Regions from separate parts of the Homo sapiens genome. Here all the other regions are linked to region 2. Evidence: chromatin loops called from intact Hi-C (ENCODE). Cell type or tissue: IMR-90. All regions are shown on one strand. Region 1 overlaps NRXN3 (neurexin 3). Region 2 overlaps ADCK1 (aarF domain containing kinase 1). Region 3 has its middle 150 kb from the start of NRXN3. Region 4 overlaps NRXN3 (neurexin 3).

The links. A loop is a pair of places that touch in the nucleus more often than their neighbours do. Peaks named below come from ENCODE experiments on the same cell type or tissue, not always from the same donor. Only the 100,000 strongest peaks of a DNase experiment are listed, where the experiment ranks them.
Region 1: a loop joins it to region 2, with 8 times the contacts of the local background. A loop is called at or near these places in 9 of 110 quality-filtered maps.
Region 3: a loop joins it to region 2, with 3.0 times the contacts of the local background. A loop is called at or near these places in 8 of 110 quality-filtered maps.
Region 4: a loop joins it to region 2, with 4 times the contacts of the local background. A loop is called at or near these places in 11 of 110 quality-filtered maps.

What each region holds. Positions count from the first base shown.
Region 1 is chr14:78,844,307-78,852,306 of GRCh38, forward strand. All of the region lies in intron 10 of NRXN3 (neurexin 3), which reads left to right. Among named protein-coding and RNA genes, the nearest start is that of NRXN3-AS2, 140 kb to the left of the region's middle. In IMR-90, a CTCF peak has its summit at 4,128; no DNase peak of the experiment used is centred here.
Region 2 is chr14:77,858,418-77,866,417 of GRCh38, forward strand. It overlaps ADCK1 (aarF domain containing kinase 1), which reads left to right. Exons shown (of 11, transcript NM_020421.4): 4 at 659-862. Among named protein-coding and RNA genes, the nearest start is that of ADCK1, 62 kb to the left of the region's middle. RefSeq lists an enhancer at 4,024-4,223. In IMR-90, a CTCF peak has its summit at 3,969 (motif pointing right); no DNase peak of the experiment used is centred here.
Region 3 is chr14:78,018,403-78,026,402 of GRCh38, forward strand. No RefSeq gene overlaps it. Among named protein-coding and RNA genes, the nearest start is that of NRXN3, 150 kb to the right of the region's middle. In IMR-90, a CTCF peak has its summit at 3,789 (motif pointing right); no DNase peak of the experiment used is centred here.
Region 4 is chr14:78,693,634-78,701,633 of GRCh38, forward strand. The region is part of intron 6 of NRXN3 (neurexin 3); the gene reads left to right. Among named protein-coding and RNA genes, the nearest start is that of NRXN3-AS2, 12 kb to the right of the region's middle. In IMR-90, a CTCF peak has its summit at 3,931; no DNase peak of the experiment used is centred here.

The DNA of each region.
Region 1 (8,000 bases), 990 kb after region 2:
CATGCCTTTTGTCATATAAGGTAATAGTCACTCTTTTGCCATATGAGATAACATTTATCCATTCTGGAGATTCACAGGTTCTGGGGATTAAGACAGGGACTCATCTTTTCCAGGGGCTGCCATTCAACTCACTAGACCTGAATTTAAGTTCTTGTTCTTTGACTGCCTTTCCATGATTGGGCAAGTTACTGCATCTCTCCAAAACTAGGGTTTCTGCTCTGTAAAATGAGAATAATAACGCCTAATTTACAGGGTTATAATAAGAAATAAAAGTGGTAAATATATGTATTTATATATATGTAAAGTTACCTAACCCAGTTCTTAGCATAATTAGTTGCTGTAGTTCCAGGCATTCAATAGATAGAACAGATTTTAAACTACTTTAAAGACTAGTGTGAGGCTGGCCTATACTTAGTTAAGAATTTGTTAAAGTTTGATGATTTGGTTGAAAAAATATTCTGGAGTGTGATGGTTAATCCCTCTGGAGAACCCTGACTAATATACTGAGTAACTACAAAATGATTTTATATTTAGTTCACCATTATACATAGAATAGCCACAAAATGGTTTTATATTCAGATAACCATTATTTGTTGGCCATGCCTCATTTAATAATATTTCCTCTGTCTGCTTTCCACTGCTTCATAACCACTAGCACATTTTGAAACATATTACTATGTGATGTCAAATTCTTTAAATAATAATGAGTTTTAGTTTGAGTAACAAACCAGTGATGTCTGTGATGTCACAGGCCTGAAAAAAAAACTGTTGCAATGATCTTCATTGGCTAAATTAAAATATAAAGAGTAGTATAGAATTTATCATCCACATTTTACAGAATTATTGTTTGAGTCATTTAGGGTTTCTATTCCAGTCTCTTAATTGAACTGTACTTTCTATATCTGCAAGTCAAAACACTCATCAAAAAATATGACTTCAAATATGATAGCCAACTTTTGTGTTACTACATAGTGTTAATTTTACAGTTTTTTATATGAAATAACTCTCTGAGTTAGGAGACAAGTAAAGAAATGTTGCCAACACTCATAGATATGAATAACAACGTAATTTAAGGCATGTTGCAAAACATAAACTTTTAATATATCCCTCTATAAATTCTTACTTTTAGTATTCTTAATTCTCAGATATTACTCCTTTTCATATGATTGCATTTATATTCTTGTTTAATTCTCTCTTTTTTCTACTTATATGATTTCCTCCCCACTGACTTCTGCTCCTCCTTCCTGCTTATAGAAAGAATGTTGACCTCAAATGTCTATTATTTTTTCATTCAATGAACTACAGTAAAGTTGATGTGTAGGTGACAATTAGTGTAGGCAAAAGGTAGAGTAATGTTGCTTTCCAGGTATCTTCCAACTCTAATATTCTGTGGACTTATATACTTGAGAGTATTCATTCTGCGTGTAAGATCTCACACTTCTATAGCTGATACATTATAATCTGCCTATGTCTCTTTTTATCTGATCTATAGAAAAAATATTATTTTCATATCTTCATATGTTTTTGGGTTACCTTAGGCTATTAAAAGAAAAATAATGAAGATGTTAAGATATTTCAGGACAGTATGAGTATGTTGGGGTGTGTGTGTGTGTGTGTGTGTGTGTGTGTGTATGTGTGTGTATAAAAGATTTTACTTTTTACTCAGCCAACGCTTTAGAGATCTTCTGAGTTTCCAAGTAAATTTATTTGCTTAAGATGTGTCTGTTTGCTTTCATACAGCCATTCCACATCTTCCAAGAAATGACTTCAAGAACATCTGCTTCAGTACTCATAAACATCCTATCTGCTCATCATTTTCATTCTTTTACAACACTCCCACTTTCAAATCACATCCAAAATGGCAAAAAGAACCCAAAGCTAACATGATTTTAGATGTCAATTGTGTCCTCTCTGTGAATGTTTTCCATATTTGAAATGGCTGTGGAATTATCTTGCCTCTACCCACAGTAATTGAGAATGACAGGAATTGGAAAAGGGTCATTTCCTCTGTCTCCTGGGATTCTGAAAGCTGTGTTTTCTTTTATACCTGATCAGGTCTGCCAGTTGCAAAGCTATACAATGTAGTGGAGAACTGCATACGGTTAATTATGACAATTACAATCAGTTCTTTACAATCTCTGCTGCTGTTATGGGATTTAAATACCATAATGTATGTCAAAAGGACAAAATAATGTTCCTATGTTTTCTGCTTACAGCTGCTTTTATGATTGGGTTTTGCTCATAAACAGGTGGTTATAAAGTTGCAATCCTTCCATGAATTCCTTTATCTTTCCTGTCTCCTAACCTGGCTTCCCTGGTGTGTCATTGAACACAAGTGTTGAGATTCCTAGCATCTCTGAGGTGATCTCAGATCCTAGACAGTGTCCCTTGAATATGCTGCAATAAAAATGAAACCACTTATGGTCAGCAGAAGTAGGTAGATGAATTTAGTTAATTCTCAAAGTCTCCCTTGCTACTTCAGACCTCTGTGGTTTGCCTTCCCACTGCGTCCTGCACCTTCTCTCTATTTTCTACCTTTGCTTAATCCCTACTTTTTCAATTTTATCTCAGTGAAACACTGTGCCTAGTTTCTTCTCACCATTTTGGTCTCCAGCTCATAGCATGTTGTGAAGACTATTGCATGCGGACTTGAATTTATGTGCTGTTGATACTTGGGTACTTGTCTCTGATGTTACAAGTTAATCCATACAGTGCACATGTGGTCCCTCACTGTTGCTCAAGGCAGCTGGAAAATAGGTAAGGTAATCTTTTTCTTTCAGCACACCTTCCGTCTCTGCAGCTCTTACCTCTACCTGAAAGGTAGGTATAAAGAGAATTATGGCCAATGAAACTCCATATGAGAGCCCTCCCCTCCTCCCCAGAGTATATCTTGCTTAAACAACACATTTACGGTTAATGACCATCTGGTAAAGGTGACAGCCTTTAGTCCTCCTAATTCTTAACTGTCTGAAAAAATGTGCCCAACCTGCCACGGCTTGTGACTGAATTATAAACCATGAAGCATAATAAAGTCATTAAGTTTCAACATGTCAAAATGGACTCAAATTGCATCTTGCCCAGAATTTGATGGCCTTTCCCCAGCACTTAAGAGAGCAGGGCTGTGTACTGTTCAAAAAGCACTTTGTCATTTCTCGAAGTACTCTTAGCTTTGTGTGGCTGTCTGGACACAAGCATCAGCATCTCCAGGAGAAGGAGGAAATCGAGTGAAGTGAGAGCATGGAGGGGCCAGTATGCCACTTCCTAGGGAAAGGCAAAGGCATTTCTTCTCAGGAAAAGAGCAGAGAATGATGCTGTACCTCATTTGGTTATTGCTCACCCTCCTGAATATATGATTCATTTTACAGTGGGAAAATTTTGGATAAAAGCTTGTGCTTTACAATTCCGATTACCCTTCCCCTTTTATCCCCCACTATCAAAAATAATCATATTCTATAAACGTCAGTGGAAAGTGGTGAGAGTGCAACTACGTTTTGGAGAACCAGGTGTCAGCTCTGTCAGATTTCTATGAATAGGCACATCTATATACACTTTTTCAAAGAAAGAAAGGTCACTCGCCACCCTACTTGTAAAACTGTCAGAGGATTTAGGAAAGAACTAAGTTAGGCTGTCTTTTCACATGGGAAAGGAAATCTGGTTCTCAAGATATTTGGGGCATTGCAGTGAATAAGGGATATTAATAGAATTCCACCCCCGGCCTCTGGCTAAGAACTTATCTGCCTAGAATCTGAGGAGGAAAGGAATCTAAGAGTTACCCAAGGCTCAGTCTCACTGCAATAGGAGGGGATAACACTGAACATGGTGGGGCAGATGTGGGCTTTGGTATCTGTTGCTAGTTTATCCTCCCTTCACCCACCAGCGCAGTACTGCCATTTCTTCTTTCCCCTGGAATTCTCTATGTTTAGTGAGCGAGTTTAAGAATGGAGGATGCTCAGGGATCTTCTTCTCTTATATAGAGACTGGGATAATTTGAGTGTTCCATGTTCTGACACAGGTGGCATGGATGAAGGGGTGTCACTGAAGAAGCTTTGGCAAAAGCTGATTTACCTTTCCAAAGGCTCTGTGTCAGGTGCTGGATAACCGTTAAAAGAAAGGAAAGCAAGCCCTCTGGCGGCTGGCATGCAGAAATGCACCTGCTAAGCCAATGAGCCATTACAGGCCGTGCCTTCAGATTAGAGAAGGACATGTCAAATTAGTTGGAGAGTTTTAGAATACTTTATTTATTCCAGCTTGTACATGAAGTTATCGATGCATCTGCTACTCCAAGCATGTTCAGATGAAATAATAGAAGAAAGTCTTTAAGGTATTAAGGTTCATCTTCTGAAATTGTTCAACACTTCTTAAACTGCAGCAGGCCCAGTTGGGCACTGATAGCAACTTAAGTTGTCATTACTTTGTGGGATTCAGATCTCGAGAATATTTATTTAGTGAGAGGGAGCCAGCAATTTGTTTCTGTAGGCAAAAGGAGATTACAGAAGAGAGACCCCCTTTGTTGCTGAATTGAGTAGCTGGGAGGAGTTGCTGGAAGTGATGAATTTACCCCAAGCCATGAAGGATGGGTAAGATTAGAACAGATAAAGGAAATGAAAGTGAACGTTTGAAATATAGGGGCCACGGGAGCAGGAGTGGGTTTGTTTTTGAAGTCAGTAGCAAGCAAGAGTTGAGAGTCAGTGGTAAGTAATTATGCACAGAGAAAACTTGGCAAATAGATAAGAAAAAATCACATTAATATTTAAAGTGGTTTAATATCAATTGAATCACAAGGACATCTTAGGTATTCATTATGAAGCTAGAGACAGTATAGCCTCTGGACTTAAGGAGTGGGTCTGTATTCAAATCGTAGTTCTGACACTTCTGAGAGTCCTCAGGCAAGTTAGTTAGCTTCTCTTTGACCATTTTTCCCAATCTGTTCACTTGGGATGAGAAGATAATGTATCTTTAGACTCAGATACACAAACATTATCTAAATCCAGGATGTAGAAGTTGAGTGCAAGGAAAGTCTCAGTTGTCCCCAGGCTGCATATCATTCAACTGGTGAGTTTCCAGCTGCTGGTGTGCACAAACAGAAGCTGAAGGACCAATGGCAGGAGAATTACAAGGCAAGTTTATGAATCAGATGGATATTTGGACCAGATGACACCCAGGGGCCCTCCAACCTAGAGGTCTGGTAGTTCTAAAAATTCCATGATGTCCCACAAGAGCTAACTGAGATGTGGGGATAATAATGACATAAGTTTACATCTTACGCTAAAAATGTTGTTTAAATTTAGTTCAAAATGTTCTGTTCTATGTGAAAAAAATACTATCATTTTATTTAATGCAACCTATCACTGAAATGACTATCTCAAGCTGTTTCTCTCTATCTCGTGGAGGGAAGGAGTGGAATTGGGGGTAGGGTGCAGGGTGGAAAGAAAGGAGAGGTAATACTGTTACCCAGAGCCAACATGTTGCTCTTCAAAGGGGCTTCAGAAAATAGAACAAAGATTCCAGCCTGAATGAGAAAGGAGGTGGAGAGTTTGAGGAACACAAAGCTTTAAGTGGAATTTACCCCATCTAATTATTTGCGAAGGAAAGGGTGGAAAGAAATGTTGACAGCAAAGATTTCATGGAGAACAGGAACAATAAGACCCTGTGCCAGAGCACTGTATTCTTTGATGTACCACATATGGAGAAGGGATATAGAACTTGAGTTCAGCAAGGTTTAAAAGGCAAAATGTAATCACTTCCCTTTAATTAACTCAAACAATGCACGGCAGGTTATGTTAATGTGCCTGTAGCTGAGATAGAGGCAGTAGGCTGCCACTAATACCTGAGAGAGAGACAGAGAGAGAGAGAGGAAGAGGGAGAGAAAGAGAAAGAGAAAGAGAGAGGCTCCTGTAATGCCAGAGCAGGAAGGGCCTAGAAACCTTATAGACTAATTTTACAGATGCGAGAACAAGCCTAGCAAAATTACAGAACTCACCCAAGGTTATATGGTCTCTCAGTGACAAAGTGACCATAATACCTCAGGCCTTTACCAAGTTAGTATTCTCTCTAAGACACTGCATGACGGAGTCCATAGTGATTTCAAGTTAGCCCAGGGGTTAAAACTAACCATAGTACATTTGAATACGGATTAACATTTGGTGTGTCCTTTGAACAAAAGGTTAAATAGAAAGGTAAAATGTAGAAAGGTATCTACACGTATTCACTTCAGTCAAGCTTTACTTTTAAAGTTGCTTTAGAATATTCTTATTAAAACCAGTGGTGATTTTCATGCAGCTGTTTTAATTAAAATGTTGTATGTTTTTTATAAACAAAGTGATGAAAATTTCTGGTTATAGCCTTGTAGAAGACTGAGCAGGGAAACCATCAGAATTGCAAGTGGAGCAAAAATGTTATAATTTAGATCATGTGACCGAAATACCACCACCGCTGGGTAGAATCTGCTTAAACTGCAGCTTTGGATTTTTCAGGGGTAAACAAACCTCTTATGAAAAAGAAAGCCATGCATTAAAATTATAAAGGCACATGAAATATTACAGGAAAGAATGAGAGGAAGTAAAGAAAACTAACATTCTTCTGTTTTACTGCTTTCAGGGAAGAGTTTTATGAACAGTTTCCAAAAGTGTTCTTAAGCGGTTGTAGGTTTTATTTTGCTTTACAATTTGACAGTATTTTAAGATTCTGTATTTATTCTCTTTTTGAGCTGAATTATGCAGGACTAAACAGATATCTTTTGTAAAACCTTTTATTTCCCTGACAGTTAGGAGAAATATGAAGTAGGAAATTCTTTGGTAATTGTTGGAGGTTGGTATAGTGCAGTAGATAATGTCCCTTTACTGAATTTATTATCAAAATACACAAGTCAGAGGGAAGGAGATCAAAATATAGCTTCTATTTGGTGATATACTGGTAAATGTTTAATTTTCTTCCTTTTAGAAGAGAGGAGACTGATTTATAGTGTTGACATATTTTTACGGTATAAATACTCCCTCCCTGGTGAAATTCAAGATGCCAATGGGATGTCACTGAACTTGAAATTGGGCAGAGGTTCATATATTTGGCTCTTGCAAGCCAGTGCAAACAGTCTTGGGACAGCACTGCCTGAGTGCATCACTCGTAAAGGCTGTGTTAGAGAGTGTGGCCTAGATCTCATAGATTAGCAGACTTGTTTTAATACATCACTTCAGAATCAGTCAACCTTCAACCACAGGTCTTTTCTTCTTTGGATGCCTGTACCGGTAAAACTTTCAGCAAGAAGGAGCAAAGCAAAAAGTGTGCTTACCACAGGCAGGCTGGCAGCCAGGAGAGTTAGTCGTCTCCCAGACTCTACCAATCTGATGAATTCACAATCTGAATCAAGCTGGGGAGGCCAGGCATGTCACTCAGATGGAAGGAAACAACGAAAGTGAGAAATAAATGTTAACTCTTAGCAGCATCAGAATTCAGAATGATTCTTAGAAAAATGTTACAGGGTTTGTGTCAACAAGAAGGTCAGAGGCAGAACTGTATTTTAAATATCCAACATTTTGGCATATAGCTATTCTAGCAAAAGCATCTTTGAGGCTGTCATGTGGCAAGAATTGTGGTTATCAGAAAAAAAAATAGGAGTTTTTAGGTTACACTTAAAATATAAAGACCTTAATAGACCTTTATTTTATAGAAAGATATGGAAGAATAAATTTATATTCAGTTCCTTCAAATTAAATTATTTTTTCAACTGGGTGTAACTGAAATAAATAGGGCAGCCATAGTAATTTTACTTAAGCAACTTCATTGCCTCAGAGAGCAGATGATGAACTATTTTAGTGAATATATGAAATGATATCTGGCAAGAGAAAAATACTTGATCATCTCACTTCCTTCTAGTTGATGTTCAAGAGTCCCTGCATCCAGATTTACAGCTCTTTGCTTACACATCCATCATTGTTAATATGCCAATACCCTGACGAAGCAAGCCTGGTATTGGCTGCATGAGTCAGTTTTTCCTGGTAGAGAGT
Region 2 (8,000 bases):
TTTTAGTAGATATGGGGTTTCACCATCTTGGCCAGGCTGGTCTTGAACTCCTGACCTCATGATCCACCTGCCTTGGCCTCCCAAAGTGTTGGGATTACAAGCGTGAGCCACCGCGCCTGGCCTAGTGATTTCCTTAGCAACAAAACGACGGAGTTTATCTTCTTTAAAGATACCAAAACTTGCTTCCCTGAGGTGCTGTGAAGATTAAAAGATACCATACATATGACCATGTTTTATAAAACGTAGCAATCCAAACAAACAAAGCATAATTGGTATGTCTGAGGGGTGGGTGGCAAATACTTTAACTCTGTGTCCCTTGAATGAGTCATTAGTAGGTTAGACTTGGTTAAAAGCCTTGAATGCTTATTTCTAGGGAGTGGGACCCAGACTAGGTAAGTTTTGATGAAGAGGAGGAGATAGGAAGCACTGGGCCGTGTTTGAAGGGCGGCCTCTGTATGAGGTTGGAGTTGACTGCCCCGTGTACCAGGAAGCTGGACACCAAGGGAAAAGGTGTGTGTGTGTGCGTGTGTGTGCATGCATCTGCCCTGGGCATTGTGGGGTAATGAGGGTTTTCAAGCAGAGCAGGAAGGTGAAGGGAACAAGGTGTAGGGAACAGTCTGCACTCACACCTCTCTGGTCCTGGCCTGTCTTCCTGCAGGTGCACCTTCGCTCTGCCAGGCGTCTCTGTGAGCTCTGCTGTGCCAACCGGGGCACCTTCATCAAGGTGGGCCAGCACCTGGGGGCTCTGGACTACCTGTTGCCAGAGGAGTACACCAGCACGCTGAAGGTACTGCACAGCCAGGCTCCACAGAGCAGCATGCAAGAGATCCGCCAGGTCATCCGAGAAGATCTGGGCAAGGAGGTACCCACCTTTGCAGGGGGGATGGGCCTTGGTTGGGATGCTTCAGAAAAGGCCCCGGCTGAATTCTTGCAGCCTCGACCAGGGTGCTGGGGATCCACCAGTGACACAAAACCAAATGTCACAGCCACTCTCAGTGCTGAAATCAAAGAGGTTAGAAGGAATCTCAGTGGCCCTCAGTGAAACATACCAGTTCAACCATATGAAATAGTTCATATGAGACTGTTATTGACCTGAAACCTATATATCATTCATATGGTTCAACCTAATAATAAATGTCACTTACTGAAGGTTTAAGGCCTTATTGAAGCTTTATCCTCAGTAGGGCTTTGAAGCCCCATCCCATCTGGTTTCAACCTACCTGTCTGTAAGTTGGTGGGGCAGAGTGACACTGTGGTTTAGACTCTAGAGCCAAGAGCTTGGACCTTGCACAAATGATTGATCTTGGCACCTCACTTTCCTTATCTATAGCCCACCACATAAGGTTGCTGTGCAGATTACACGGGATAATGAATAGAAGGTGCTTAGTATAGTACCTGATGTAGAGCAAGTGCTCAACAAATATTAGCTATTATTTGTATAGTAATGGTGTTCTATACTATTGTGGTTGTTGTTTCCCTACGCTCTGGTCCCATTGTGCTACCTGTCTCAAACTCACTGTGTTGTCTTAGTCCTCAGTGCTTGTGCCGTGGTCTACCATCTGCCTGATGTCTTTGCTTCATTCTCTACTTGTCAAGTGACTTCAGGCCATCTGCCTATCTGTCCACCCAGCTAGCAAATCCCAGGCAGGGTGCTAGGTGCTGGGTTTCCCGTCCAAACCCCAGCTCTTCTAGGAAGTCTTCTGTGACCCTCCCTTGACCGATCTTATCCCTCCTTTGGGCTCTGCAGAACTTTGCTCCCTGCACTTGTGCAACTTGTGGCTTGATTAGTTGTGTCTAAGGATTTCCCTGCAAGTCATAGTCTTTGAGGATGAAGACCATGACAGTCCTTTTACTCTGTATTTACAGCTCTGGAACAGTACCTAGCAGGTGCCCTGGGTCTGCTTAAAGAGCCAATGGATGAACTAGAAATAGTGTTGTTAGGCTACTTGGCGCAGGGCCAGGAGAGTAGGGCAGAGGTTTGATAAAGACCAGTGGTTCCCTTTTTACAGGGAGCTGGCACTGACTATTGGTCCCTTAATGTGGAGCTGGCCCCAGGTACGCAGCATCCATTCAAAGGTGTCCCACTTCTCAGTGATATCCTGGCCTGGAGCGGGGGTTGGATCATACAGCAGGTGAACATAGAAACATCTCTGACTCCTCTGCCACTGAGGAACATGTCCTCCAAAGGGAGAGACATTGAGTGAAAGGTAAACCCGAACTGTGGCTGGAGTCAGGGAGCAGGCTGCAAGCTGGGAGGAGCAGGGTCAGGAGAGAGGGACCCCAGGCAGAGGGGACTGAATTGGCATAGTGCTGGCCCACTCATGGCTTTGCCTCTTGCCAAGACTCTTGGCCCCCAGCTTCTAACAGCACGAGATTCACCCCCAAATTAAAACTAAATAAATCACGGTAATAACAGTGTGAAGTGCATCATTGCTGGCGTGTGGCAGCTCTCTGGGGGTGGAAACAAGGAGCAGGAGGCAGCAGGTTAACCCTTGGAGGCTGACTTGTCTGGAGAGCTGGGGAGGGAGGTGGGACAAGGGCAGGTTAGTGGCTGTCCCCAAGCCAGGGTGGAGTGAGGGAAGTTTGGAGTGTCAGCAGTCATGGTGGCCCACCCAGCTGGCTAAAGAATGTTTGGGGTTGGAAGACGTCGCCTGATCTTCAGGGCCCCTTCTCCAGTCCCCTCCACCCCCTGCCGATTAGCCCTGAGCACAGTGGCCATGTGGCTCCTGCCCCCACAATGCTTCTTTAGACCCCTGAGGAAATGGGCTACTGTCCATGTCATGGTTCTGAGGGGTGTCCCTCGCAGCTGGGGAGCTTCTTCAGAGCCCTCTGGGTTCTTACCAGGGCCCCACAGGCACACACTCTGTCTTCCCTGCCCTCTTCCTCCTCCTCCCCCTTGGAAGATGGCATTTGTTCCCTGGTGACACACTTTCCCAGTGTGTGGGTGGAGGGAGGGGAGCGGGGCCATGTGGGAAGAAGGGTGGGTGCGTGTGGGGGTGTGAGGGCGGGGTAATGTCACTCACTTGGCATTTCCAGCCTCCTCCAGCCCCTCCCATGACACTTCTCGGGGAGCAGTCTCGCCTCCAGGATGCTTGAGTGGGCCCCACTCATCCTCAGCTCCATGCCAGCCCTAAGACCTTCTGCAGAAAGCTCCATTTCATCCCTGGCTTAAAAGAGGCTGTCAGTTATGCCTCACCACCTTCCTAGGTCCCAGTCCTCGGATAGGCTTTGAGGTTACCTTGAGCTCAGAGATTCCATAAGTGCTCCTAAAGCTCAGACTGTAGAGAGCGGTGGTGTGGTGAGGGAGGTGCTTGGATGGTCAACAGCAGTGTTAGAGGTCACTATGTCCTCAGACCCATCCCTGTTGCAGGCAGGTGGGGCCCGGCCCTGTGGGGCATTCCCAGCATAGGTGTGGGGGTAAGATTGAGGGTGCAGTACTTCTGGACCCCACGGTTCATATGCATTTCTGGATCAGCCAGAATTTCTGCACATCAGCTGGCACCATCAGTGCAGAGGTGAGGGCACTCGAAGGGGCACTCTCCTTGCATAGCATTGGCTCAGGCAGGGAGTGCGCTGGGGCCACATTGCTAAGGGAGGGCTGGTGACAAGCAATGGGATGAGACCTCATGTCCTCTAATTCCCAGGCTGGTGATTCGTCCCCTACATAACAGCTTCTGTTTGGCAGGAAAAAAAGCAGTTGTGTGTGTGTCTGTGTGTATCTTGGAAGTTTCTCAGCTAGTATTACCAGAAAGAAACTTACTTTTTTTCCTTTATTTGGTTGTTAGGCTTATATCCTGAAAGACAGGTTCCAGGAAGCAATCAGGAGCCCAGCCTCTGGGAGGTGGGGTCGTTTCTGCCTCCTCAAAAGTGACCTCGTTCTGGACTGGGTCAGGGGTGGTCCCAGCCTTGGTCCCCTTGACTGCCCTTGGGGCTGTGGGTCCAGATGCAGTGCTGACCTTGGCCAGCAGATGGCGCCTGAGCTTGCAAGTCAGGGATGGTTGTAAAGACCTGGCCCTTCTCTTTGTGGGGGGATCCCTGACCAGGTGGATGAGACTGGGGGTCTTTCTGCTCTTGGGCATGGTTCGTGCTGTTGAAGGAACGCAGGCTGACATCTCTACACCCTGAATGGGCATGCATAGCCTCAGCCACGAGGCTGTTGACCACCCTGGGTGCCTCAGCCCTTGACTCCATGTTGGAGGACGTGGTATTGGAGTTAGGAGTTCTCTGATGCTCCGCAGTCTCTGATGGCCAGTGATTCTGTGCTTCAGCACCTTTTCCTTCATTCCTTCTCTCTCCTGCTGGTCTACGCGGTTGGCATTTAGTGAAAAAGGACAGTGCCGGACATTTGGGTGTAGCCAGGGATGGGTACGACCTCATTCCAGTCCTCACAGTCCAGGGTCATGGGAGGTTCACTCATCATGGTAATACATGGCCACATAGTGCCCAACGAGCTTGCAGAGGAGAGAGAGGTTGCCTTGGGCAGATGGAGGCTTTCTGAAGCAGGTGGCCTCTGACCCAGCCCCTTAGAGATGGATGGAATTGGAGGAGGTGGATGTTGGAGGAAGTGATTACTGATTAATAAGCTGGGTTCAGCAGAGGTGCAGGGACAGGAAAGCATAAAGCATGGAGGTGAACAGTGAGGTCTTGTTGATTACAATGTGGCGTTCAGCCGGTGAATAGTGGAGCAGAGGTTGTAGGATTGGGGCTGAGGTCACATTATGAAGGGCCTAGAATGTTCTTTTCAGAATGTGAGTCTGAGGGAGAGGAGGACTTGGGGAGGGACCTGATCAAAAGAAGGACGAAGAGACTGAGATATACGGAGTGGGGTGGGGCATGTGGTCGGGTGGTTGAAGGAATTTGCCTAATAGGCTGAATATTTAGTAATGTGGGAGATGAGGTCATCTTTGAAAAGTGGAGGAAGATATAGATGGGGAGGTTTGAAGTGGGTGGGAAGCTTGGGGATAGAGTTATCGTGGAAATTAAGGGATGATCTTTGAATTGTCAGCCACACTATGCTGTTATCTTTGGTCATGCACACACATACACACACGCACACACACACACACACATCTATACCTGCCCCCATGACATACAGACAAGTCAGATCTTGTTACAGCCTATTTCAAGAAATGGTCCAAGCCGTGCGTGGTGGCTCATGCCTGTAATCCCAGCACTTTGGGAGGCTGAGGTGGGTGGATCACTTGAGGTCAAGAGTTCGAGACCAGCCTGGCCAACATGGGGAAACCCTGTCTCTACTAAAAATAGAAAAATTAGCTGGGTGTGGTGGTGGGCGCTTGTCATCCAAGCTACTTGGAAGGCTGTGGCAGGAGAATCACTTGAACCCAGGAGGCGGAGGTTGCAGTGAGCTGAGATCAGGCTATTGGACTCCAGCCTGGTCAAGAGAGTGAGACTCTGTCTCAAAAAGAAAAAAAAAAAGAAATGGTCCAGTTCTGTCCTAGAATATAGTTATATCAGATAAGGTTCTGTCCACCTCTGAAATCCCATGAGAAACTGAAGGAAATGAGGCCAGCTGCTGGCATGGAGCACAGAAATACCTCTGTTAGGGGCAATGCTTATATTGGTGTCTGGGTGGTGTGGTTTGGCTTTTGTACTCTGAAATTTGTTTTTATCAGTTTTTCACCCCCTGGTCTTTCCTCCCAGGGGAACTTATTTTACAGCTCCCCATAGTACGTAGGGACAAGCGTATGCTGCAGGTGCTCTGTGTTCTTGATGCACCATCTGACTGGAGTTTCAATGAGAATGAAGGAGAGAGAAGGTGCAGGGGTACCGTTGTGCAACGGGTAGAATAATTCATATCCAGTTGTTTTGTAAGAGCCTGTGGGTGCAGTGGGAGGGCAGCTTGTCTTGTTTGCTCAAGGTTTAAGCAAATGTTCAGAAAAGAGATAAAGAAGCCTTTCCTCCAAGAATATAAACTGTTTATCCAACTTGTTGGTGGTAGAGGCAGAGAGCAGGCACTGTAGGCGCAAGGACCAGCATGAACAAGGCAGAAGTGGAGAGATGAGGCAGGAGAAGGCCTGCCTGGGCGAGGGGCACACAGCACCTCTGTTGTCCCATGGAGAACTTGATGGGAGGGGGTAAAAGGTGCCCTCTTTTTGCATCTCTTCCTCCAGGCTATGGCAGGTTGGCCAGAGCTGGGCTGGATTTCATTCCTGTGTAACTCAGGGCTCTCTAGAGAAACAGAACCAATAGGATATGAATGTGTGTGTGTGTGTGTGTGTGTGTATGTGTGTTTGTGCATGCATGTTTGCTTGTGTGTGTGTATTTAGAGCTAGAGAGAGAGAGAGAGACTGATTGATGTTAAGGAATTGGCTGATGTGGGTTATAGAGGCTGGGAAGTCCAAAATCTGCAGAGTGGCCCAGCAGGCTGGAGACCCAGGAAGAACCGATGGTGCAGTTCAAGTCTGAAGGCTGTTTGAAGGTTACCTGCTGGCAGAATTCCTTCTTGCTTGGGGAAGGTCAGTCTATGTTCTGTTCAGACCCTTATCTGATTGCATGAGGCCCACTCATGCTATGGAGAGTAATCTGTTTTATTCAAAGTCCACTAATATAACTGTAAATCTTGGCTGGGCACAGTGGCTCATGCCTGTAATCCCAGCACTTTGGGAGGCTGAGATGGGAGGATTGCTTGTGCACAGGAGTTCGAGACAAACCTGGGCAATATAGGGAGACCCCATCTCTGTTAAAAAAAAAAGTTAAAAAAATTGAATTAAAAAAACAAACAAACAAACTGTAAATGTCACCTAAAAATACCCTCACACAGCTGAGTGCGATGGCTTATGCCTGTAATCCCAGCACTTTGGGAGGCTGAGGCAGGCAGATCACCTGAGGTTAGGAGTTCGAGACCAGCCTGGGCAACATGGTGAAACCTCCGTCTCTACTAAAAAAAATACAAAATTTAGCCAAGTGTGGTGGTGCACACCTGTAATCCCAGCTACTCAGGAGGGTGAGGCAGGAGAATCCCTTGAACCCGGGAGGTGGAGGTTGCAGTGAGGCAAGATCACTCCACTGCACTCCAGCCTGGGTGACAGAGTGACACCCCGTATCAAAACAAAAACAAAAACAAAACCCCTCACAGAAGCATCCAGAGTAATGCTTGGCCCAGTATCTGGGTGCTGTGGCCCAGCCAGGTTGACATGTAAAATTAACCATCATGATTCCCTATGTGGCCCTCAGCCAGGATTTCACATGTGTACCCTCGGTCTGCTTTCACACGGCCTGGAGCTTCATAGCGAGCCTTGGCGGTAGACAGGAGCCAAACTGCCTGTTGGTATATTGGCTTTGTGGCCTTGGGCATGTTACTTAACCTCTCTGTCCTGTCCCTCCATTTCCCGATCTCTAAAATTGGAATCATAACACTACCTGCCACCTAGGCTTGTTGTGGGGATGGATTGAGTTAATGATTGTGGAGCATCTAGTGCAAGCTTGCTGCAGGGCAAGGGGCAGTAAACGTTAATAATTCTTTCTGTGTATTGTGCTGTGTGCTTTTTATGAGCAGGTACTGGGGTTCTGAGAGACTCGTAAATGGCAGAGTTCCATCTTTACCTGGGCTTTCTGATAACTGGTACAGCTCTCTGTCCCATATTCAGTCATATGTTGCTTAATGATGGTGATATGTTCTGAGAAATGCATCATTAGGTGATTTTGTTGCTGTGTGAACATCATAGAGTACTTACACAAACCTAGATGGGACAGCCTACAATATACTTTGGGTATATGGTATAGCCTGTTCTTTTCAGAATATGAGACTGAGGGAGGCTTGAATCTAGGCAATTGTAACACAATGGTGCGTATTTATCTGTCTAAACATAGAAAAGGTTCAGTAAAAATATGGTATTATTAATATAATGGATCGCTTTTGTATATGTGGTCCGTTGTTGACCGAAATGTTGTTATGCGGCACATGACTGTACTGTTTTGCTAGAATAATCCTCCTTTCTCTTCCTCTTCCTGATCAGTACCCAGCACTCTATCTGGTCAGC
Region 3 (8,000 bases), 160 kb after region 2:
AAGTTAAAAGAGGATTGGGGGTGAAATGAGAATGAGGAGTTATTGTTTAATAGGTTACAGAGTTTCAGTTTTGCATGACAAAAAAAAAAGGTCTGCAGGTGGGTGATGGTGGTGGTTGCACAACACTGTGAAACGGCTTAATGCCATTGAACTGCACACTTAAAAATAGTTAAAATAGCAGATTTTGTTATGTATATTTTTACCACAGCTCAAAAAATAGCATAAAAAGTATTTCTCAAGGCATTTAAAATACATTGTAATATTTTCTTTTGAACTCGTCAACAATCTTGCAAAAAAGAAATGAATTCAAAGATTATGAAATAAATTATTGGCCTTTTATGGGCTTGCAAGGAACCATAACTGTTTTCAGACTATTATTCTAGATCCAGACCCTATTCTTTATTCAGAATATACTATAGCTAGTTAGCGCCTACTTATATTTAAATTATTTTCCCTGTCATATGAAGACTGACAATAGAAGTGTGCCTCATGGCTAATTAGTATTCCATTCTGAATATTTTGAGCTAAAACTTAGATTTTAAATTCCAAATTAAGTAATATTTGATATGTACAGTGGAATATATGTAAGTTATACATATATTAATATCTATAATATATGAATATATGCAAGTCATGAAAATATGTGTTATATAAGAATATACATTAGTCACAAGATATAATTATCTTCTAAAATGTAAGTCAGATCATTTCACTCCCTGATCAAAGCCTTCAAAGACTTCCAGTCTTAGTCCTTTCCCAGGTCTTTGGGCCCCGCAGGACCCTACTTGGCCTATCTTTCCAACCTCATCTCCTACTGTCTGTCTCCTGGTGCATTCTGCTCTGGCTATCTTGGCCTTCTTGTTTGTACTCAAACTTCCAAGTTGGTCCTGTCTCAGGGCCTTCATACTTGCCATCCCCTGGAATATTTTCCTTCTGAATATCTGAATATCTCATATCCTCCTCCAACTTGGTCTCTGCTCAAACGTCACTCCTCAGAGGGTCCTATCTTGACTGCTCTATCTAAAACAGACCCCTCCCTCCACTTCACACTCATCTCCCTCTACCTCCTTATTCTGCGTAACTTTCTTTTTGTACTTAAACTACACAAAGTTATATTACATACTTATCTCTCGTCTCCTTCTCATCCTTCATCTAACTTGTTTACCACAGTATCCCCAGCTCCAAGAAGAATGTCTGACACACTGATGACCTTCAATCAATGTTTTTGTTCAATGAATGAACTTAACAAGTGTTTATTGAATCCCTACTATGTGTCAGACACTGTGGAATTTGCTTTGGTGCCTGTGTGAAAGGTCATGCTATTGACTGAGACACTTTGGTTGTTTAGAGGGTTTGAGTTTGAGATACCTTGGGACTAGCAGGTGGAGATGGAGAAGGCAGTTGTTTTCCTGGCATGGAATTCAGGGGCTCTGAGAGATTGGTGAAGTATTAGTCCATTTTCACGCTGCTGATAAAGACACACCCGAAAATGGGAAATTTACAAAAGAAAGAGATTTAATTGGACTTATAGTTCCATGTGGCTGGAAACCTCACAATCATGGCAGAAGGCAAGGAGGAGCAAGTCATGTCTTACCTGGATGGCAGCAGGCAAAGAAAGGGAGAGCTTGTGCAGGGAAACTCCTTTTTTCCAAACTATCAGATCTCGTGAGACTTATTCACTATCATGAGAACAGCATGGAAAAGACTTGCCCCCATGATTCAATTACCTCCCACGGGGTTCCTCCCACAACACATGAGAATTCAAGATGAGATTTTGGTGGGGACACAGTCAAACCATATCAGATGGGAATGCATAATAGAACATAATAGAATTCTACACTGGGACTGACAACTGGTCTATCCATCCTGGGAGTCCATCTCGGATGGGCATTCAGGGGCATTGTAAGAAGAATGGTTATAGTGGTCCATAATAGGAACAGTAAGGTCCATCCTAAATGGAGCCTGTAGGTGATGTGGCTTTGGCAACTATGAGAACATCTCTGCTCCCAGAAACCACAGGCTTCTTCAGCTCCTTGGTGTTGGGAATTCCCTTAGAAGGGAAAGTGATTCACTTGGCCTCTAGAGAGAAATTAGGAAGACAGGCAGTCCCATGAGAAGGCCCCTTCACTTCAGGTTACAGAGACATCTAGACAACTCATACTGGAACTTTCCAGGACCCAGAATTGGGGGCTTTTGTCGGAGAGAGAATCTGAGGTCTAGGGCAAAGAGCAAGGGAAGTGGGAAGAAGGGCCCAGAAATTTCACATATAAATTTCCTAGATAAAAACTCCCCTTACATTTTTATGGTATTTTATTAAATATTGTATAAAAAGTCAGGTGCTCTTAAATTTAAATTCTACCTACTAATGACTTGTGGGATCTTTGGAAAATTTACTTCTGCAAATGTTCTCATTTGTGGGGTGCAGGTAATAATATAGTCCTTATGGGATTAAAGGAGATGGTGCACATAAAATGCTTAGCCCACTGCCAGCATGGACACATTCGGCCATTAGGCTCCTTCCCCATTTCCTTGACCTGATCTCATTTGAGCCTTATACAACTCTGGAAGATAGGTTTGGCAGCTATTGTTATCATTCCCATTTTACAGATTAAAAAACTGAGACCAGAGAGATTTATTCTCACTTTCTGAAAGTCAGAGCTTTAAAATAGGAGAGTTAGGATTTGAATTCAGGTCTTTGGTCCCATGTGGTCTTCTCACACCATGTTGTCCCCAGCTCCTTTCTGATGGTGTCAGAGGGTGTCATTTCTGGGGAAACGGAGTCTAATCACTTACTGCTTGGCCTGTACCTCGAAGCCGGGAAGATACTGCTACCTTTGCTTTGGTCATAATATACTTTCAGATAAAACATATAGAAGCAGAATATCTGAAAGCTGGCCAGGCATGGTGGCTCACGCCTTTAATCCCAGCACTTTGGGAGGCTGAGGTGGGCGGATCACCTGAGGTCAGGAGTGGGAGACCAGTTTGGCCAACATACTGAAATCTGTCTCTACTAAAAATACAAAAATTAGCGGGGCATGGTGGTGGGTGCCTGTAGTCCCAGCTACTGGGGAGGTTGAGGCAGGAGAATCACTTGAACCTGGTAGGTGGAGGTTGCAGTGAGCCGGGATCATGCCACTGCACTCCAGCCTGGGCAACAGAGTGAGACTCCATTTCACACACACACAAAAAGAATGTCTGAAAGCCAAACAATACACTTACATGTTATCAAGGGTATTCATCAAATTATATAAGCCCTAGTTACATCTTGCCTTTCAGATACCACATCTATTGCTCTATTTCTAGCACCCTAGAATGTCTTTAATTTCTCTTTTTGCCTTTACAGTTGAACACAGACTGGCTGGCTGGCTGGAGGAGCTGGGTGGCCAGTCAAGACTAATGATTCAACACTTTGGACAAGCCTGATGATATTCACCTTTGATTCCGTTGTCCTAAATTTGTAAGACTTTTTACCTTCTCACTTTCCTCTTTCTTTTCCCAGTTATTAAAAAAAATACAGCAAATTCAATACAATGTTAAGACAGTTGCCCAACTAAACATGGCTGTGCCGACAAGGATAGTGATCTTGTTGAATTTAATTGTCGAGTGGAGGCAGGGTCATCTTGTCATGGCTCAACTGAGTCTGCTAATTTCCAAGGCCTAAAAGGGGCCATGGGTGACAGTAGCATAGGGCAGTGAAGGTTGTGCAAAATTGCCCTGTAGTAGGTGTGACTTGGGTCATGAACTGTTGGTCCTAAACTCGTGTCTTGCCAGGAGGTGGCGCCCTTTCTCTGCCCAGTTGGTTGTGGCTCTTCATTACTGTGGGGAGGGAAAATGATGCGCTTCCTGTAGCTTGGGCAGCCATTTCAGAGGCTCTCAGATGCAGTGAACTGTGTTTCTTTCTTCTGAACAGTTACACAATTCCCGTAATGAGGGAAATTGCATGGGAATTCACTTCTTCAGCTGTCAGAGCCACTTCTCTGCCCAGGGTTAGGCTTGCTTCTCTCTTCCCTTTAGAGGTGCCGCTACCACCTCTATTTCTTTGAGTTTCTCTCCCCTTAGGATAAGCCGTGGGTTCCAGGAGAATAATCGTAACAGGATTATAATGAGGGTAGAATGGAAATGAAAAAAGAGGACAGGATGGCTGAGGGGGCTGCTTTTGGCAGTGCTTGCTTCTCTCTCTCCCTATTAGGAGCAGCTCTTCTGCCCTTATTCCTGGAGTAACAAAGTTGTCCTGTATTTCCACACACACAGCTCAATCCCCGCCAATGGCAATGGGAGTTGGAATCGCCTTGGGCTGCTAATTACCCTAAGCCCCTTTTGTTTTAGATGGATTGTGGGGAATCCAAGGTCTGAACTAAGAAGAAAGAGAAAGGGAAAAGAGAAAGAAAAACGGCTGGGTGCAGTGGCTCATGCTTGTATTCCTAACACTTTGGGAGGCCAGGGCAGGTAGATCACTTGAGCTCACGAGTTCGAGACCAGCCTGGGCAACATGGCGAGATTCTCATCTCTACAAAAAATATAAAAATTAGCTGGACATGGTGGTACAAACCTGTAATCCCAGCTACTCGGGGGCTGAGGTGGGAGAATCGCTGGAACCCAGGAGGCTGAGGTTGCAATGAGCTGAGATTGTGCCATTGCACTCCAGCCTCAGTGATAGAGTGAGACTCTGTCTCTCAGAAAAGAAAAGGAGGAAGAAAGGGGGAAGAGAAATGAAAATTAGAGAAGAAAATGTGGGAGAAAAAGACAGCCAAATAGTCATCAAAAAGAAAAAGGGACAGAGAGAGACATAGAGAAAGACAGAAAGAGACACGGGAGACCAAATGAGACATACACATGAGAGGGCCATTGATCTGGGGGAAGAACATTGGGTTTGCTTTTCATCTCATCTGCATCAAGCTCTGTGAAGTTGGAAAAGTCACGTGACTGTTCTGATCCTCAGTGTCCCCATATGAAAAATGGGAATAATTACACTTCACACCACTGTGATGTGGGCCAAATGGACCATATGGAGGAGATCTTTTGTAAGTGATCAAGTTCTAGTTAAATGATGTTACTTGATATCAACCAGACTTGAAGAGAGAGGATGTGTCCTGGCCCATGCTGAACCCTAGGGGTGGGGCATAGGTGCCCTCGGTAATCCAGGGAGAAGACCCCTGTCTTCTGCACCGCAATCCTATTTTCTCAGAAGATTTTTTAAGAGGGAAAGTTTCCTTGCCTCCAGCTCCTGGAAAGAGAGGCCTCCCCTGCCCTGGGTAGCAGTGGGGGTGGGTGGGTAGAGGTGCTTCTAGATTACTCTCTTCAAGAAATAACAGTTATAGCTAACATTTTATTAAGCTTACTATGTGCTAGGTGCTTTCCTAAGTGCGCTTTGTGGATTAACATTAAACCTCATAATGAAGTAGGTACTATTAATAGCTTCATTTTACAGATGTGGAAACTAAAGCAAAGAGAGATAAAAGGAAATTGCCTAAGGTCACACAAGAAGTGGCAGAGGAGATGAAAACCCAGGCCATCTGTTGCCAAGTCGCTCGTCCTAATCACTGTGCTATACTGCCTCTCCAGTTAGGCCCATGTCCCTCACTTTTCCATGTTCTGAGCAGGAAGCAGGAGGCTGCCTGCTGATCTGTTTTTTTTTTTTTTTGAGACAGGGTCTCACTCTGTCACCTGGGCTGGAGTACAGTGGCACAATCTTGGCTCATGGCAATGTCCGCCTCCTGGGTTCAAGTGATTCTCTTGCCTCAGGCTCCCAAGTAGCTGGGATTACAGGCATGCAACACCGCACCCGGCTAATTTTTGTACTTTTAGTAGAGACAGGGTTTCACCACGTTGGCCAGGCTGGTCTTGAACTCCTGACCTCAGGTGATCTGCCTGCCTTGGCCTCCCAAAGTGCTGGGATTACAGGCATGAGCCACTGTGCCTGGCCTCTGATCTGTTTCAATGGTGGGTCAGTCAGGGTTCTACTAGAGAAACAGAGGAAGGAGGATACACGAACCTCGTGACACCCCTGCTCCCTGCTGCTGCCTGCCTCCGCGTTTGCGCACATGCTCATACACACACGAATATCCATGTTGATTTCTCTATATCTTTCTGTTTCCAAGGAATTGGCTTACATAATTGTATTAATAGGTTCTGACTGAACAATCCCAAATCATGTAGGGCAGGTGGGCAGGCTGGAAGACTCTCAGGTGGAAGCTGTGCTGCAGGCTATAGGTGGAATTTCTTCTTCCTTGAGGACACTTCAGTTTTGCTGTCAGGACTTTCAACAGATTAGATGAAGCTCACCCATGTAATCAAGGCCAATCTTCTTTACTTAAAGTTGCCTGATCAGAGGTGTTAACTATTATATATCTACAAAATACCTTCACAGCGATATTTAGCCTGATCAGAGGTGTTAACTATTATATATCTACAAAATACCTTCACAGCAATATTTAGATTAGTGTTTGATTGGATAACCGAGTACTCCTACCTGTGTAAGTTGATACATAAAACTAACCACCATGATGGGAAGGGGAGAGTAAGAAAGGGGAAGGGCAAAATACCAGGAGTGGGCAGGCAATTTACTTCTTAGAATTTAATAGACTGAAAATATGTTCCTGCCCCTCTACAGACATGACTGACAGTGAGAACAGTCACATCACATAATTCACAAGGGAGTTCCTTGGAAATGCTTCACTATGAAATTGTGCACGAGAAGCTGTTCTATGGGCAGCTCTGCAAACTAGGTCTTCTGTTTGAGATTCATAATGCACATCACCACATTGAAAGCTCTGAGAAATCCCACAGCAAAGAAACTTGTTTATAGTTTCTAATTAGGCTTTTCCCAAACTCATTTGACCACGAAACCTTTCCTTTCTTTTCCCATGTAACATCCATCAACAGAGCATGCTTAGGCTAAGGCTGGCTTAATCTCCTCTCCCTAAAGCAATAGACCCAGTTCACCGGGATACTGCTGAGGCTTCACTGATAACATAAAAAGAACAATGCTTTCAATCATTCCTTACACATAAATGCTTCCTGCTTTCCTGGTGTTCATGGAAAGTACAAGATTGGCTGACACTAGAAAGTAGAATTCTGTGGCTTTTGTCTTGTGCATATTAAAGAAAAAAAACCCTTTTAAGAGATGAAGAATTCAAAACTATTTTCATCACATTTTGGAGCAAAATGGTCTCTAGGAAAGAGGTACTTTGCATATCACATGACATACTGCCAGCAGGTACCCTCAGGGGCATCAGAACCCTGTGGGAAAGATTAATCTTGCACACTTGGGAGCTGGTACCCCAGAGAGCAGGAAGCATTGATGCTAGTGACTGTGCCATTGATCTCATCAAACAACAAATTCTTCAGTTCATTCTCGAGTGTCTACTGGGAGCTAGGGCACAGTGAGTGCGTGTGTGTGTGTGTGTGTGTGTGTGTGTGTGTGTGTGTGTGTGTGTTGGGGGAGGAGGGGGTAGGCATGCACACAGGAATAAATAGCTAATGGTTTAAGTTAATGGACAATTTTTGTTAGGAGTTGATTTAGTAACACAGACCCCTGTGATGATAAATCTTATGTGTCAGCTTGACTGGGCCATGGAATATTCAGATGTTTGGTTAGACATTATTCTGGATGAGTCCCTCTGTGAAGGCGTTTCTGGAGGAGATGAACCTCTGAATTGGTAAACTGAATAAAGCAGATGGCCCTCTCCAATGTGGGTAGGCATCCTCCAATCCATTGAAGGGATGAACAGAATGAAAGGCTGAGGAAGAGAGGATCTGCTCTCTGTCTTGGAGCTGGGGCATGGGTTTTCTCCTGCATTTGGACTTGGGCTCAGATTTAGATTGGAACTTACACAATTATCTCTGCTAGTTCTCAGGCCTTTGGGCTTGGACTAAAACTTCCACTGTTGGCTCTCCTCGTTCCTGGGCCTTTGGATTTGTGCTAGAACTACCTTATCAGCTCTCCTGGGTCTCCAGCTTGCCGATACAGATCTTGGGACTTCTCAGCCTTCGTAACCAAG
Region 4 (8,000 bases), 840 kb after region 2:
AATAGCTTTTCAAGTTGATTTTCGTGTGTGTGTGTGTGTGTGTGTGTGTGTGTGTGTGTGTGTGTGTGTGTGTGTGTGTTCTCTTGCTTTCTTTTAGTTCATTCCCTATGTGACCACCAGATTAATCTTTTATATAATACCAACCTGACCTCGTCACTCTTCTGAACCAGAGCGATTTCCTAGTGCCTTTAGGATCAAGTTAAAACTTCTACATCAGCTGGATGCAGGAGGTCTTCTGGGGCATTTTTCAGCCTCAACTCAACTGTCACTCCCACTATACTGTGCAATTCAACTATATTGATTGCTCTTGAGACTACACATATGCCAAGATTTCTCACTCTCATTTCTTGCCATCCGTGCTATTTCTTTTACCTTCCTATTTCAAAACCTGGCTAATGCCACTCATTTATCAGGTCTCACCTTAGTACTCCATCCTTTCAAAGGCATTTCTGATTGCCCCTTCCCTCTGCCCACAGCTTGAATTAAGAGCTCATCCCTGATTTCATGGTAGTTTGGAAATATCTTTTTAGAAACCTTTATCATGCAAATTGCTCATTTTGATTTTCTGACTGTCTCCTCTTCTAAAAGAAGGCTTACTTGCAGTATTTTTTAATCTTTGTATTTCCATAGAGCATGACACTCAATAAATATATGAGTGTGTGAAAAACTGAATAAATGTGTGTATGTCTGTTTCTTTTAATAGAGTAAGTTATTTTAGGGAAGGGCCAATGACTCTTTTCTGCTTGTAGGCTCCACGTTTCCTAGCATGGTCCTTTGTATATAATAGTTGATCAATAAGTAGTGTCTGAATAATGATATACATGTCTATCTTCCCCAGATCATTCTAAGTTTTTCAGCAAAAAGATTGTGTCATAAGAATTAGATAGCCTCCAGCACAACGAATTACAAATACTTCATACTCTAATGCACATGTTTAATTTTTGCTTGGAGTTGAACTTAAGTTATGGTGCCTTATGAGAGAGTCAGGCAGCTTCTCTGTACTACATAAGCATGTACTCGATGAAGCTTGGGGTCAAAAACCTGGAAACTAAGTTTAGTTGGAAATTTAAATGCTGGAGACTGGATGCATCCTAGGAGTGGATTACTAGTATTGATACTCCTAGACAATTTTCTATTCTTATTTGGTTCTTTCTCCATAAACCTGACCAGTCCATGTATAGCAAGCCTCAAAGGATGCAAGCCTTGTTCTGGTGTTTTTTATTGCAAGTCAAAGTCTATCAGGAGCTGAGGAATGAGCAGCAGTGGGAGGGTGTATTAATTTCCTGTGGTTGCTGTAACAAATTATCACAAATTTGGTAGCTTAAAAATAGTAATTTTATTTTCTCATAATTCTGGAGGTCATAAGTCAGTTTCACTGGGCTAAAATAAAGGTGTTAACAGGGCTGCATGTCCTCTTAAATGTCAAGGAGAGAATCTGTTGCTTGACTCTTCCCATTTCTGATAGCTGCCCATATTCCTTGGCTTGTGGCCCTTAATCTCTATCTCCATATTCACATCATCTCTCTGTCTGTATGTGTGATCTTCCTTTGCCTTCATCTTATAAGGATTCAAGTGCTTGCATTTAGGGTCCACCTGGAGAATACAGGATAGTCTCACCTCAAGATCCCTAACTTAATCACATCTGTAAAGACTCCTTTCCAAATAAAATAATATTTACAGTTTCCATGGATTAGGATATATCTTTGGGGAACATTATTCAGCCTACTACAGAGATACCTTTCTCTTTTTGTAGATTCAAAGTGCTTGATCTTCTAAGAACATTGTTTGCTTACAGACATATTTCAGGAGTAAATGACTTCCAAACTGATGGTCCGTTGAAAAAAAGCCTGGGGCTGCTGTCAGGAAAGGTCTAATTTAGGTCAGCCTAATGCCACTGAACAGATGTATATGGCAACATTCCCAACTCCCATTAGGAAAATAAGCCATTAATTAATACTTATTGAGGAGCTGATAAGTAACTGGAAGAGCTGGTCTGAGTTCTGGACAAGGAATCAGTGACAATCAGTTTCCACTGTCTGGCTGTTGTGGGTAGATTGTGGTCCATCTCTGTAGGATAAAGTGTGCACAGTTGGCTTGGCACTCACTCTTCTGTGTCCAGCAGTAGCTCTTGCCATCTGTCTTATCAAGAGAATAAAAATGGGTCTAAGTTGTCACTGGGAGATTACTGAGTATCAGTGGACACTATGAGCTCGAGTGGGCAACCCCATGCAAGGTTAGAGCAGGGACTTCACCAATGTTTGAATTAGGGAACTTCAGTACCTAAAATTGGGATGCAGATGTTTCTTGACTTCTTCATGTCTTTTCCACCTCTTTCATATAATCTAAGGGGGATATGGACCTTGGAGGAGTCTTCCTCAAGGCTTTGGCAGGTGCTCCTAAACATGCTTCATCCATGCCTACTTGAGTGTAATCTGCTATCTTAAGCCACAGGCAGGAGAGATCAATTTTTCTAGTAACTTCTTTTATAATCCAGCTAGCTGAAGAAGTGTGATCAAAGAATCTTAAAAGTGTGATCTTGAAGAATCTTAGTTTCTCTTCTGTTGTAGAGAGAGGATAGTAATAGTTGCTAAGCCTATAGGCTCTGAAGCCAGACTTATCTCTATTTCCATGCTGGCTCCACTACTTAATAGCTGTGTGAGCTTAGGTAGATAATAAAATCTCAGATTCCCAGTTTTCTCAATTGTAAAATGAGGATAATAGTAACCAATATATGCAAGGTGCCAGGAGATATTCTAAGCATGTTACATGTATTTAACCTTCTTATTCTCACATCAACCCTATGAGGTAAATGTACTATTGTTATCCTACTTCAAAGATGGGAAAACTGAGGTACAGAGAGATTAAGTAACCTGTCTAGATCACACAGTAACAAGTCGCAGAACAAGAATTTCAACTCAGAGTATATGCTTCAACTCAGAATATACTTCAACTCAGCATATTTGCTGTTAACTATATTTTATGCTGCTTCTTGTGCCTCAGATTGTGAGGATCAAATAGGGTGGCCATCTATTCCAGGTCACCTTGGAAAGTTCTGGGTAATATCTCCTGTCCAGGTGAATTATTAATAGTGCCTCCTTCTTTTATTCTCAAAGGTATTGTCACATCTTGGTTTGAATATATTTCACATTTGGATTAAATAGTCTTTACATGTGAAACACTAAGAACAATGACCAACCCATAGGAAGCTCTCTGTTAATATTAGCTATCACTGTTTCTACTACTGCCATCACCACCACTGTCACCATCACCCACATTCATCCCAAGTCTGGGACCCTTAGGGTTAGGGGATTAACCCAAGTTCTGCAAAGGCATGTCATGGGAGCCACTGTTCCCAGTTCCCACACCCGTAGCAGACATTGCTCGTTGATCACAGTACAACAGTCTTCCTTACTTAGTGTCATAGACAACCATTCGTGATAGATCACGTTTGAGATGTGAAATTAAAATTATTTATCACACCTAGTTTTATTTAATCTCAGAATACAAAATCCCAGCGTATGGAGAATCTGAATTTAGTCTGAGCTTGTGGTTTTATATGAAAACTTATTTGATTCCTAGAAGTGATAATGAATTTGGGACCTCTTTAGACATCCTATGTCCCTTTTCTCCAATATTTCTTTCTACCTATTTCTCTATTATTTCTACCTCTTCTTTTATATAAATATAAAAGAAATTTAATTCATCAGTTTCCTATTCTCTGCCTATAATTTTATATGTTATAATAAAAGACTATTGAAATACTACCAAAGTGGACACAATATAAATAAGGCAACGGAGTGAGTCATCATAGGAATTACAGTTGGCACCCAAGATCAAAGGCTTAGAAAATCTATCTTTAAATGTGATTTGTGTAACTGGTAGTGAAATTCATTTCAGGTTGATTTTGCATGGCATAAGGGACATCTAGTGGTGATCTAGGTCTCTGCAGATTTACTAAAGGTAATGCAAACTCATAGGTAAAAGTATTAGGGCCTATATACCATCACCTTGAAAGGGAGTCCCAAGAAAGGAGGGGACCTTTTGTTGCATGACTACTTTTAAGCTAGCAAAGTGTAAAGAAACCTTTTTTGGAAAAAAATTAATTCGAGTACCAGCATTTCTGTCTATATTATTGTCAGTTTGCACCCAACTCTTATTTGCTGCCTCCTGTACCAGGTTGGAAATCATTCTGTTATCAGCTACCTGCCAACCTGACATATTCTTCCTATCACTTTCCCCACCTCTTTTGCTGATTGCAGAGGGGCTCTTTGGAGCACTTTGAAAAGCCACCTGATTAAAGCCTTCATTAGGCTAGAAGCAGAAGTGCTTCACAGGCCAGGCAAGAAATACTTTGTAATTGCTTCTGACGGGCAGATCTCCTTTGGCGGTTGTTGAGCCATCAGGAAGCCGTACAGCACTGGTCCACGTGTATTTTGTATAAATTAGTGGGCTTGACATTACAAGAGGTTGCCCCTATACGCAGTCATCTTCTTAGCCCCAGAGTTCTGGAACTTACCCATTAGCCTGCACCTCTTTATAGAACCCGTCTTACGCATGGTTCTGAACTAACTGCTTCTGTCACCTGGATTGCTTACAATACCTGCTTGCCTCATGTGCTACTATTGTTTCCAACCAACTATGCTAGACTTCTTAAAGGTTCTATTTCATTGAATGCTTTTACAGTATTTTCTATGACTCTTTTGTCTTTGAGCCTCTCAGATTAGCTTTTTCTACAAAAGCTGTTTGGCATGCCTATTGTCATCTATTTTCTTTCAGAGTAGCTGCTAACAGCCAGAAGCTGCTAGTTATGGCCAAAGGCCTCATTGTTGGAGAGTCGTTCTTGTTCTTTGACTCTAGGTAGAGAGGATGAAGGCTCTGAGATACTGTCTCAAAACATTCATGTGTTTTCTATGACAAGTCAAAGCTACATTGTCATATTAGAGGTGTCCAGTAGCCCCTTAGCGTGCCTCAGAGTGGGAGGTAGTGTTGGCACCGAACTTTGTCAGCCAGTCTCTTAGAGGATCTTACTGGAGTTTGTGATTGAGCTTTTACTTCTTCTGTTAGTGTTCTGCTGAGACATATACACTAATGATAGCTGCCACTCTGGGGTGCAGAACTTTCCATATAGATTGCCTTAAAAATAAAAGCAAATTTTCTATGCATACATGCCGGGGAAAACTCTACTAAATATTCAGTGGTTCCAAGAAATGCCTTTTAACCATTTGTAATACTTTAGCTTTCTACCTTTTCATCTCATTACTTATTTTCAGGCAGAATAGATATAGAGGCTTCTTTCTGCATTATAGTCTTCACAGACTTAAAGGCATCAGGAAGTAGCCCTTGTGATTTTCCTTGCTCTTCTTCTTCCCATTTTTCCACCTCCTCCTGTAAGCACGTACTTTGTGTCAGGCATTGAGAGATACAGAGAGAAAAGGCATAGGTTTCTCCCCTTGAGAGGCTCCTGGTCTACTGGAAGAAACAGACAATTCCAGCACAATGTGATAGATACAATGATAGCAGTTAGAACATGAAGCCATGGGGGCGGAGAGGAAGAAATCAGCTGTGGGTGGGAATGGAGTGGGTAGAAATATTGAAGAAGGTTTCTAAAAAGAGGTGATGCCTAAACTGTGCTTCAAGTGGCGAATAGTAGTTATCCAGGTAGAGAATCCAGGCAAGATTTATCCCTGGAATGATAAATTGGAGGACCTGCTGAACTTTTGTCAAGGCTGGTAACAATGAAGTGAGGACTAGATCAGGAAGAGGTTTTTATATAATGCTTCAAAGTTTGCATTTAATTCTGAAGTTGATAAAGAACCATCGAACAATTTTAAGCAGAGAATGACATGTTATTCCCAGACATGTTAATAGTGAGACGATTAGAGTCATTTCTAGTCCTCGGAATAAAAATAACAGTAGTTTCCTAGTGGTTCAGCAAGGTATGTTTTAAATTTCGTCATCTTTTTAATCAAACTGCTTAAGGCTTCCTTTCTACTCTAATAGTTACCTTTTTCCCCTAATTGCATAATGTATATATTTTTAGAGCTTTTCATAATCAGGTACCACCTATTCACCTCATCTTAATTCCTCTGCTTTGTGACATGTAACTTTTACTCTACTGGAGTTGGTGCCCTCATCAAATATTCTAAAACAGAAGGAAATGTAGGCATTCTCTGGGTAGGTTTGTTTAGTGCCTAAGAAAATGCAGGAAATGAGAGTGTGTATTTATTGAGCTTCTACTATGTGCCACACACTTTGCTAAATACAGGGAATGCATTGGTTATCACATCAGAAACACACAACCCATGTGTTTATGACGCTTAGTTTAGAGGATCGAAACAGTGCCATCCCTAGCAACCAGAGGGCACAGAAGTACAGTTTCAATCAAGTTTATGGTCATAGGTCCTTGTACATTAATTGACATGACAAATATATCTCACTCCAATTTTGATATGAAAAAATATTCCCCCCTTAATTGTCCTTCAACTTTCTCTGTGCATGTTGTTGGCAGCAATTGTGTCTCATGGTCTATCCTCCATGGTCTAGAGCTAAAGATACAGTGGTTATTTAGTACATTTACATGGGATTTTGTTTCTAATATTCTAATATAGCTAATCAATTCATATTAACTTGGCTTTTGCGTTAGAGGATAAGAAAAGTGGAGAATAGGTTCATCTCAATTTCTGGCTCTCAGTGACTGGTAGTTAACCTCCTGGAGCACTACCTTGAGAGGATTCTGAGGCTTCATCTGGGTTGAGTGGAAGTAGAATAGAAATATGTCTATTGATGATGAATGCCATCTGCTGGGAAAGGAGGGTAGAGGCACATATTTGCCAACATGGCTCTAAGAAATGGGAGAGCTGCTATCCAGTTGTGTCTGAAAAGATTAACTGGCAGCTAGAAACTTTTAAAACTACCCATTGACTAGTTCTATCTCGGAGAACTACACCCCCTACTTGCCAGTTCATGTCTTATGTCTCTGCCTGGGTCTGTCTATGTCAAGTTCTTATTTGTTAACTTAGTAGAAGCTTAGTGGACTCTGTGAAAATGATAAAGCTTGAAAGAGCAAGCCTGTGATAGACTGTGATAGACTGAGCCTTTATAGTATCCTTAATGCTCTAGAAACTTGATTGACTGGAAACTTTTTCTTTTTCTTTCTTTCTTTCTTTTTTTTTGAGATGGAGTCTCACTCTGTCACCCAGGCTGGAATGCAGTGGCACAATCTCTGCCACCTGGGTTCAAGCGATTCTCCTGCTTCAGCCTCCCGAGTAGCTGGGATTACAGGCATCCACCACCATGCCTGGCTAATTTTTGTACTTTTAGTAGGGACGGGGTTTCACCATCTTGGCCAGCCTGGTCTTGAACTCCTGACCTTGTTATCCACCTGCCTCGGCCTCCCAAAGTGTTGGGATTACAGGCGTGAGCCACTGCGCCCGGCCTGGAAATTTTTTCTATAAGATACACAAATACATTGCAGCCTGTTCCTGATCAGCCATTTAAGTGGAATAAAAGTCCTAAGAAAGTTCTTCTTGAGAAGAATAAAATTGAGACCTCCACTCTGAACAGGCATGGAGCATTCAATAAGGCAAAGGGTCAGAAATCTTGCTTAACTTCTTACTGTTCACATCTGTAACTGGGCATAAACCTATAGGATCATTTTCCTTTCACAAAGAATCCATCAAATAAATACTTGTTAAAGCCTACGCTTAACTTGAGCACCGGTAGTAATGACTCGCATTATCAGCGGGGCTTTTGGGCTTGCACTCATGGCTCTGTGATTCATGAGGGCAGAAAAACTGACTGGCTTACAGCTGTCTCTCTTTTTCTGGCTGGCCTGCCTGCATGCCTAGATAACTGAATGGCTTTTTTCAGAATGAGGTATGGTCTAAGGATTTTGCTACTTCAACGTCAGTTTCCTGGATCTTTTCTTCTACTCCAGCTTGCCATATGTCCCTTTTATATTTTCTTGGCCACTCTCTTACAAATAGGGCCATAGATCAGAG